3 separate regions of the Homo sapiens genome follow, and regions 1 and 3 are each linked to region 2. A link is a contact called in ENCODE Hi-C or POLR2A ChIA-PET data. All regions are on one chromosome and are shown on one strand. The core of a region is the stretch at or near the end of the contact, and the rest is flanking DNA. Distances in the headings are between cores, read along the strand shown.

The links. Hi-C counts contacts between places; a loop is a spot of excess contacts on that map. ChIA-PET counts read pairs that join two places held with the same protein, here RNA polymerase II (POLR2A). Pooled maps may share reads with other maps.
Region 1: a loop to region 2 is called in a pooled map, with 2.3 times the contacts of the local background. The contact joins two enhancer-like sites. A Hi-C loop is called at or near these places in 1 of 168 maps with a recorded cell type or tissue (PC-3) and 9 of 50 pooled maps. POLR2A ChIA-PET finds 5 or more read pairs at or near these places in 10 of 52 experiments (OCI-LY7, PC-3, activated CD4-positive, alpha-beta T cell and 5 more).
Region 3: a loop to region 2 is called in a map of mammary epithelial cell, with 6 times the contacts of the local background. The contact joins two enhancer-like sites. A Hi-C loop is called at or near these places in 5 of 168 maps with a recorded cell type or tissue (GM12878, PC-9, mammary epithelial cell and 2 more), 1 of 37 single-sample maps with no recorded cell type and 6 of 50 pooled maps. POLR2A ChIA-PET finds 5 or more read pairs at or near these places in 5 of 52 experiments (B cell, OCI-LY7, PC-3 and 2 more).

The regions. Positions count from the first base shown.
Region 1 is chr21:35,101,370-35,104,407 of GRCh38, forward strand. No RefSeq gene overlaps it. Among named protein-coding and RNA genes, the nearest start is that of RUNX1, 54 kb to the left of the region's middle. Within about 2 kb of position 1,767, at least 6 of the 41 ENCODE cell types and tissues checked have a DNase peak (open chromatin) inside an H3K27ac peak, as active enhancers do.
Region 2 is chr21:35,137,476-35,140,533 of GRCh38, forward strand. No RefSeq gene overlaps it. Among named protein-coding and RNA genes, the nearest start is that of RUNX1, 90 kb to the left of the region's middle. Within about 2 kb of position 1,321, at least 5 of the 41 ENCODE cell types and tissues checked have a DNase peak (open chromatin) inside an H3K27ac peak, as active enhancers do; they include PC-3 and mammary epithelial cell, where a contact is called at or near this core.
Region 3 is chr21:35,177,282-35,180,235 of GRCh38, forward strand. No RefSeq gene overlaps it. Among named protein-coding and RNA genes, the nearest start is that of RUNX1, 130 kb to the left of the region's middle. Within about 2 kb of position 1,655, at least 2 of the 41 ENCODE cell types and tissues checked have a DNase peak (open chromatin) inside an H3K27ac peak, as active enhancers do; they include PC-3 and mammary epithelial cell, where a contact is called at or near this core.

The DNA of each region.
Region 1 (3,038 bases), core at 517-3,016, 36 kb before region 2:
GGCTCCGATTGCTCCATTTCCTTGTTGCCTTCATTCCTATTGCTTAGTGGCCTGGATCTCATGGCTCTTGCCTTGAAGCCATGAAGCTCATGGCTTCAGCCTCTGTCTGTCTACATCTTCTTTCCCATTCTCATTTTTCCACCACACTCACTGGTAAACTCCATCCCTGGATTAATACAACCATCCACCCTTCCTACACCTGGACTACTGGTGAAGCTCACATACCATGAGGGTTGGTGCCCTATGCAGCTATAGCCTCCAGCTTGAACTGGAAGCTCAGCTATATCCCACTCTCCTTCCACAGGTCCCATAATACCTTCCTCTTCCATTCCCCTAAATCATTGTTTCTCTACAGTCTTCAAATCCCCCTTGGAACTATCTCTTCTCTTTCTTTTAGGGGGTGACAGGTCTTCTTAATACTCCAATTAATGAAAACTGACTCAAAGTGACACCTTCAGTGCTCTGTCTCAAGCACTGGTTACAGATGGACCTACTCTCAGAGCCCTGAAATTTCCATGGAAAAAGTGATACCCACTTCTCACAGCTAATGTTCCCACATGGACTCCAGTTCCTATCCCCTACTTGCATCCTTCAGGGTCATGCCTTATTAATCATCTCATTATCTTTCATTTCTAGTAACTTTCGTTCTATTGCCTCTTCCCTCTAAGCACATATAATAACTATGTTTAAATCTCCATCCACAAACCAAATTAAAAATAAGAACAAAGCACAAAATTCATCCTTGATCTTATATCTTTCTATACTGTCCACTTTCTCTTTTGCTTCCATCACAGGCAAATTTTTGGAATTAATTAATGCTCTCCCTCATCTCATAAACCTTCTGGGGACCTTGTTTCTGTTCCAGCATGCCACTCAAACTATCTTTAAATTACTGGGACTTTCCTATTCTCATGCACATTTGTTTCATGTTCTTCAACTTCTACAGGTGCTTTGTTGGGAGAAATTATCTCCTAGATTTCTATGATAGTTTACTCCAGGTTAACTCTTTCCTCCTCCCACCATTTCTTCTCATGATCTTCAACAGGTTTCTCTTCCTCTGCTTTTCTTTAAAGTGTTTCTCAATCCAAGAGCCCTATCGGAATCCTGCAAAACCTACCACTGAGTTCTCCTTGATGAAGTGTTTCCTAAATGAATCCCTTAACCAATTGAACTCTCTCATTTAGAGATACCCAATACTATGGAAATTTACCATCCTGATCATCATTTGTTCTTTGTATACTTTCCTTATCTGGCCCATGAGTTCCTCATGAGCAGGGTCATGGCCCTATGTCTGGTTGTGGCTTACAGAGAAGACAGCCAGTCAGTACTTGTTTAATGTAACCCAGTTGAGCTGTTATCCTTTCTCTCTGTTGTCTGTTTACATTATATATTAGCTGCCCTTACAGAAGATCTGTCCTGCCTTTGTTCTTTTACTTGACTCTCATTTTAGGTCTTAGCAAATTTTGCAAACTTCTTTGAAGCACAAAGATTCTCAACACTATTTCTTACTTGCATTTATGTTCATCTTCTTTCCTTTTTTTTTTTTTTTTTGTACAAGTGTTCTTACGTCTGACTTTACCAGAGAATTTCCTGTTTGGCTACCTCTTGAGATACTTCCCCATTTTCTTCCCAGTCGGGATTGTGCTATGAACAAGGACCCTTCCCTCTCCAGACTTGTTTCATGCTCACGTCTTAGAATTCCACCAATCTTTGCTCTAAGCTTTTAGAGTTCTGCCTCCTCAAAAGGCGGTCACCCACCTGACAATACCCAGCTCACCCATGGTTGGCTGTGGGAGGCTCTAGAGTAACCTGCTCCTTTTATCTCCAGGGCCCCCGTCACTTCCTCCTTGGTTAGAATAGATCCAGAGAAGCAGCTCTGCCTCGCTTCCTCTTTGGACTGAAGTCGATTTCTAGCAGCTGTCCCTGTGGGCTCCCTGCACCCGGGCCCCTCCCTCTGCAGTCACCCAACCTCTCTGGCAGCATCTGTGCTGTTTGATCCATGCCTGGAAAACATCAGTGCTTCCTCCATCTGGATGGGTGGTCTCCAGCATCGTCCCACTCTCCCTCCCTCCTTTAATCTTCAACCAAACTCTCTGTGCACATTCTTCCATCATGGTCACACATTTCACTCCAGGTGTATATGGCTTTGACTGGCTTAGCTATTGATCCTATTTCTTTTGAACATGGCATTTCCTAGACCTTGGTGTTCTAGGCCAATTAAAAACCTGCTTCCTTATATCCTGGTGAGGGCAAATAATGGTGTTTACCTTCCTGCATTAATATCCAACATGCATTTTATTTGTTAACTATATTTTATCCCTACTCATTTGGTACATGAACATAATCACTCATTCTGTGCCTCTTCAAGTTATTCCTGACTGTGAATTACTTGACACCACTAGTATTATTTTTCTCTGTAAACTTTCCCAATATTTATTTGATACTACACATTTTGCAGAACAAAGCCTCGATTATTTTTATTCTTTATTTTTTAATTTTGACTTTTAAAGTTCCTTATTTTCTATTTATTATTCTATTGTTCTATACAACAAAGTTAATTATTACTGTTAACTTTTTTAAAAAAAAACTTTTAAGTTCAAGGGTACAAGTGCAGGTTTGTTACACAGGTCAACTTGTGTCATAGGGGTTTGTTGTACAGATTATCTTATCACCCAGGTATTAAGCCTACTACCCAACAGTTATTTTTCCTGATTGTCTCCCTCCTCCTACCTTCCAAACTCCAAAAGGCCCCATTGTGTGTTGTTTCTTTCTGTGTGTCCATGTGTCCTCATCACTTAACTCCCACTTATAAGTGAGAACTTGTGGTATTTGGTTTTCCATTCCTGTGTTAGTTTGCTAAGGATAATGGCCTCCAGCTCTATCCATGTCCCTGCAAAGGACATGATCTTGTTCTCTTTTATGGCTGCGTAGTATTCCATCATGTATATGTACCATATTTTCTTTATCCAGACTATTATTTATGGACATTTAGGTTGATTCCATGTCTTTGCTATTGTGAATAGTGTTGAATAACTTAG
Region 2 (3,058 bases), core at 71-2,570:
CCAGTGAATAGCTTTAGTGAGTCCTGTGCTCCTTCTAGTGACTTATTGACACTGAGTGTGTTTTTGAGAGCCCCCTGAACTTGAAATTGATGTCAGAAGTGAAGGTGGTTTTGTAGACACTGTGGCTCTAACTTTGCAGTTGGATAGAGGTGGCAGGAGTTCACCTGTATTTTTTTTTCCCCTAAAGTAGGGTCTAATTCACCCCCATCAAGAGGTGTATTCTAGAATTTGCACACGGACCCCTTTCTTTCTCATTTCTGTGCTTTTTAACAGAACCACTAACTCTTATACCCTCTCGGCCATACATTATCCACTCACATTATTTTCATTTGAATCACATACTCACGTTAGTAATTCCTTCTTACTTGTAGCTGATGAAGTTTGTTTGTTTATTTATTTATTTATTTATTTATTTATTTTAGGTTCTATTAACATTGACATACCAGGCCCCCAATACATGTGAGTTCTCATCTCTATTAGTTTTCTGGAGCTGCCATAACAAAGTACCACAAATTGGGTGACTTAAAATAACAGAAATTTATTGTCTCACAGTTCTGGAGGCTAGAAGTCAGAAATCAAGGTGTCGGAGGGCCATGCTCCCTCTGAAAACTGTAAAAGAGGCTTCTTCCTCATCTCTCTCATAGCTTCTGGTGGTTGCCAGTAGCAGTACTGGGCACTCCTTGACTTGTAGATGTATTATTCGAATTCTCTGTCTGCACATGGCCCTCTCCCTGTCTGCACAAGGCATTTTGTTTTTTTAAATAAGGACAACTATCACATTGGATTAGAGACCCACCTTACTCCAATGTGACTTCATCTTAACTCATTACACCTGCAATGGCCCTATTTCCAAATAAGGATACTTTCCATGAAACTGGGGGTTAGGACTTCTATACACATACACAGATGTGTGTGTGTGTGTGTGTGTGTGTGTGTGTGTATAGGAGGACATAATTGAGCCCATAACCCCATCCATTTCCCCTCATGAAAGATAAAGCTAAGTATGTGAGCTCCTGCGCCTCAGTTCCTTCCTCTGTGAAATGGGAAAGATTATATCACCACTTCCCATCCTGGGAAAGGATGAGAAGAGATACAGCCTCTACATGCACAGCACTGGGCACACAGTGCAGAAATAAGAGCTCATTGTCTCTGGGAGGACTGTTTCTAAGTAGGGTGTTTTCTAATGCATTTAAGTTCATTAAAAGCCAAGGTGTGCAACGACACTCCCCTCACCTGTGCTTTCTCGTCCTTCTGCCACCAGGTGCCAGGGGAGCCAAGAAGAGCAAAACCAAGGAGGCATTGTTTCCTCCAGAGCCTCATTCATCAACTCGCTCTGAACAGTTAGCACGCTCAGACAGTCATCTTCTGCACCTTGCCTTTCCCTGTGTCTTGACTGAGGGCTTATCTGAGAGCCTTTTGTTCAGGCTCATAATTATTCAGTGACTCAGGAGCCCACAAGCATTACCCACGGAGCCAGACAAGACCAGCAAGCTCTGAGGACCACCTGTTCCAAGTCATTTCCTGTGTGGGCGGCAACTTCACAGGGCTGAAAATACGAGTTACGGTAAAAATGTCTTCAACCCTGGCGCGCTGGATTGTTGAAACTCGATGGAATCTTGCTTGATTATGTTCAGGCCAGACACATTTCATTATCATTCTTTGCATATATATTAAAAACTCTAACCCCTTTACAAACAAATGTTCTCAAGGGGCAGACAGCACACCCTTGCCTCATGACATTGCTCTAATAGAGAAAACACCCCAGTGTTTCACCCATTAGGTCAGATCCACGAACACAGAGTGCAGTTGGGAAGGATGTGGGCAGTAATGAAGGTGGTGCTTTTTGCTCCTGTGGGTGCTATGGACAGGTGAGGGTTCAAGGATATTAACAACAAATTTTAAGCCATACCTTACACTACATTGGAGCTTAATCAAATTCTCTGTTCACAGTATGCCTAAATTGGCCAATGGAACGGAAAAAAAAAAAAAAAGCAACCCACCCCCAAGAGTTATTTATGTCATGTAGACAAAACCTGGGTTCGTTGACTGATTATTTCCACTCTCTAGTGATGGTCGTTGCATTTTCACTCTGAGTTGAATTGCTGCATTTTTCCATAAATATATCTGCTCCTCTGGAAGAAGCTTTGTTGCTTAGCCTTATTGCCCTTCACGTCTGCCTTTCTGACCTCATAGACTGTCAAGTTCTTAGTTGGTGACTAAAGTATAAAAGTAATTTCTTTCTCTCTTTTTTAAAATTATTAAAGCCACACATGCTCACTACAGAAAAGTTAGAATGTAGATATGTGTGAAGAAAAGAAAAATTAGCCATTAGGCCCACAATCTAGGGAAAACTCATTTTGGGCATTTGGATGGCTTTAATATGCATTCACTATTAAATGATGAATATGATATTATACATAGTATACTAATATATTATGATGATGGATCAGTGCTGATGTGTTTTAACATAAATGTATATGTTAGTAATGCTGCTGTTTTATCTTAACAGTTTTTCAAACTTGCATTGTTTTGCCCTTCAGCTAAAAGGGTAGGGAATTTGCTAGGGATATAAATTCATTAATCATAAAAATTATGTCATAACAGCCTGCACAGAAATCACAATAGGATGCAGGACATAGATTAGACTAGAGTTGAGATTCTTGCCCCAACCACAACTGTTCAGGCTTTGAAAAGAAAACAAATCTTTTTTTTTTTTTTTTTTTTTGAAATGGAGTCTCACTCTGTCACCCAGGCTGGAGTGCAGTGGTGCGATCTCGGCTCACTGCAAACTCCGCCTACCAGGTTCACGCCATTCTCCTGCCTCAGCCTCCCAAGTAGCTGGGACTACAGCGCCCACCACCACACCCAACTAATTTTTTTGTATTTTTTAGTAGAGATGGGGTTTCACCATATTAGCCAGGATGGTTTTGATCTCCTGACCTCATGATCTGCCTGCCTTGGCCTCCCAAAGTGCTGGGATTCCAGGCGTGAGCCACCGCGCCAGGCAGAAAACAAATCATTTTTAAGCACTGATTCTAAGTCAGCATTGCCCGGTTAA
Region 3 (2,954 bases), core at 405-2,904, 40 kb after region 2:
CATCTTGGGGAGCTGGAGGATATTATTTCATCTACCACACACATCTCTACCTTGTACAGGCAAGCACTTGCAAAGTGCAATGTGATCCTCTGGAGCCACTGTCCTCCCAGAGCTTATATATACTCTGAAAGTCAACTCTCAGACCACAGCCTCCTGTCCATGCACCACTCTCATCAACACCCCCACCCGAAACACTTTCACTCCACCCTCTTTGTCCCCTAACTCATGGAGAAGAAAATCTAATTAGTAGGAGTGGAATTTGGCTTTCATCTTTACCAGTACTAGAAATATGGTGTGTGTCTTTTTGTAAAAATTCTCTCAACTAAATTGTTTTTATTAATTTCTGCAAAATGTGAACATCAACTCCCTTCATGTGAATGTCAATAAGATTAAATGAGCTGTCTCAGCTCCTAGCCTGTGCAAGCTAACAGCTCAGGAGATGTTTATTTCTTTCCCTCTTCTTTCCTTAATGAAGCCCTCTCCTTTGACATCTTCAATTCTGGAGCGCTTCTTTTCTGAGGCCTTGGCTCCCCCACATTGCCCACCCTTTTCCTGCTCGTCCACATTTCTGGCTTCTATTCTCTTGTCTTTACCATCTCCCTGAACAATGTTATCCGTTCCAATGACTTCAACAGTCTCTCCGCTTACATATGATGCCTCTCAAACTCTGATCTCCAACTCTTCCAAAGAGCTCTGGACCTTTGTTCCAATTACCTGAAAAACATCTTCTTGGATGTCCCATTAGCACTGTTAAATCAAACAAGAATTTCCCTCCCTCCTGCCTTGCTGTAGTTCCCCTAGGGATTCGGTTGTGTGGGAAGATGTGTGGAGAGCTCTTAGTTGACTCCCTTCTCTGCAGTTCTACCTCTCTAGAGACTTGGAGGACCCACTGTTTCCGCCTCGCTTTTTCAGGCCTAGAGATTGCTCGCTCCTGGGCTGGCTGCTTCATAATTCCTTATTAGTAGTTTCCCAAGCTTACATATCTGTAAATATTTACTTTAGTTAAATTCTCCCCAATTTCCACAATATGTTGGCTGCACATGCTTTCTACTAGGAGTCACACAACTATGATAAGAACCAAGAAATATTAGTAAACGTTTTTTACCATTATTGGCCTATACCCTGGAATAGCCAACAATAACCTAGAACCTATGCAACAAGAATATCCAACAAGAACCTAGAGACCTGTCAGTCTATAGGTGGGAACTACAGGATGAGATTATTTTGTGTGTGAGCCACCATTGTGGAAAATGTGCCTCTACAGGAGCCTGAGATTACCTTGCTTTGTGTTGTGTTCCTTACTTTTTTCAAAGAGTTCCTCTATATCTGCTGATGAAACTCTTGAGGCTTGTTTTGAAGCAAGTCATAGGTTATTAATGCCCTACCCCATTTCTCATGCTTTTGCCCAGGAACATTTCAATGGCAAATACATACCTTGGGCCCAAGTTTGCAGCTTCTCAGTCATCTTTCTTCTCCACTGAGCTAGGAGCACTCACTCTACAACAGATAGTTTTTTATTTTTATTTTTATGTATTTATTTTTTAACCCTTACAACTTTTCTTTGGCAGATTCCTGAAGTAGAAAATCCAACAAAAACCCTCTGATTACAATGGAATGTACCAGCTCATGTTGGAAAAGGTCACTCCATTGCATGACATCCTGTGACACATACAGAAAATCAGCTTAGTCAGAAGCATGTGTCATATGAGTAACATTTGGACCTGAATTGAGCATTGTGCAGTATAGCTTCAGCAGGTGCTCCTATCACTCTACAGTACCCCGTGTCAAATGGGCAATGCCAGATGATGCCAAGAAGCCCCAGTGAGTGAGTGCAGAAAAATCTCCAGTGTCTGCCTGTTACAAGTGGTCTCTGCACCCAGTACACTGCAGTGCCCAAGAATGAGACCATGTCCAAAGCCAAATGGGGGAACACCAATTGAAAAACGGAAGCTGTGAAGGCCAAACAGGGGAAGCACAGAGTGTTGGCCTTAACTTCCCTGAAATTTGTTCAAGCAGCTTTGGACATCACAAAAAGACAAATCAACCATTGGCCCATGGTGGAGGAAACACTCAGAGAAGGGACAAACGGAGTCAAGTGTGACAAGGGGCAAGTGTGAGGCTCCTATTTGAGATTCTATACTCGAGGTAGTAATAGATGATTTGTCTCCAAATTCCAACAGCAGAATATATGTAAACCCTGAATTAATCTTCATTTGGAAAACAGCATTTCGTGAATAATTAAAAATAAAAGGAATAAATGTTACCTTCAAGTGGGTGGGAATTGACTGAGAAGGAGCATGAGAGAACTACCTGGAGTTATGGGCTTGTTCTATATCCTGCCAAAGATTGAATTGTACATATGCATGCATTTGTCAAAAGTTTAGAATGATACCTGTAAAAACTTTTGCATTTCACTTCAGGCAGTTTTTTTTCCTAAAAATATACACAAAGAAACATTGAACTATTGCTAATGATATGCACATAGAAGTGTTTACAGATGACGTGTACTCATGCCTGCAACTTGCTTCAAAATACAACACAAATAACATGGGCTGATGGATGGATAGACAGATGGATAGAGAACAGTTAGATAATAATAAAGCACATCTAACAAACTAATTATTGCAGATTCTAGGTGGTGGGTGTGGGTATTTTCTGTACAATTCTTTTTATTTTTATGTTTGAAATTTTTCATTTAAAAATGTTGGAAAAAAAACTAAAAGAAACTGATAAGAGAAACCCTAGGGCTTCTCATAGAGTTGAAAATATTTCAACATAAATGCCATTAATCTGAAAAATTATCAAAATACTTCTTTTAGAAATGCAGTCCATGACACAAGTAATCCAATTACCCTCAAACTAAACCTGGTCATAAAAACTGGTCCCTAGGGAGATCAACAGGTATTTACATAGGAAAAAACATGAAGGTTGCAAGATTATAAGAAGTGCATGAT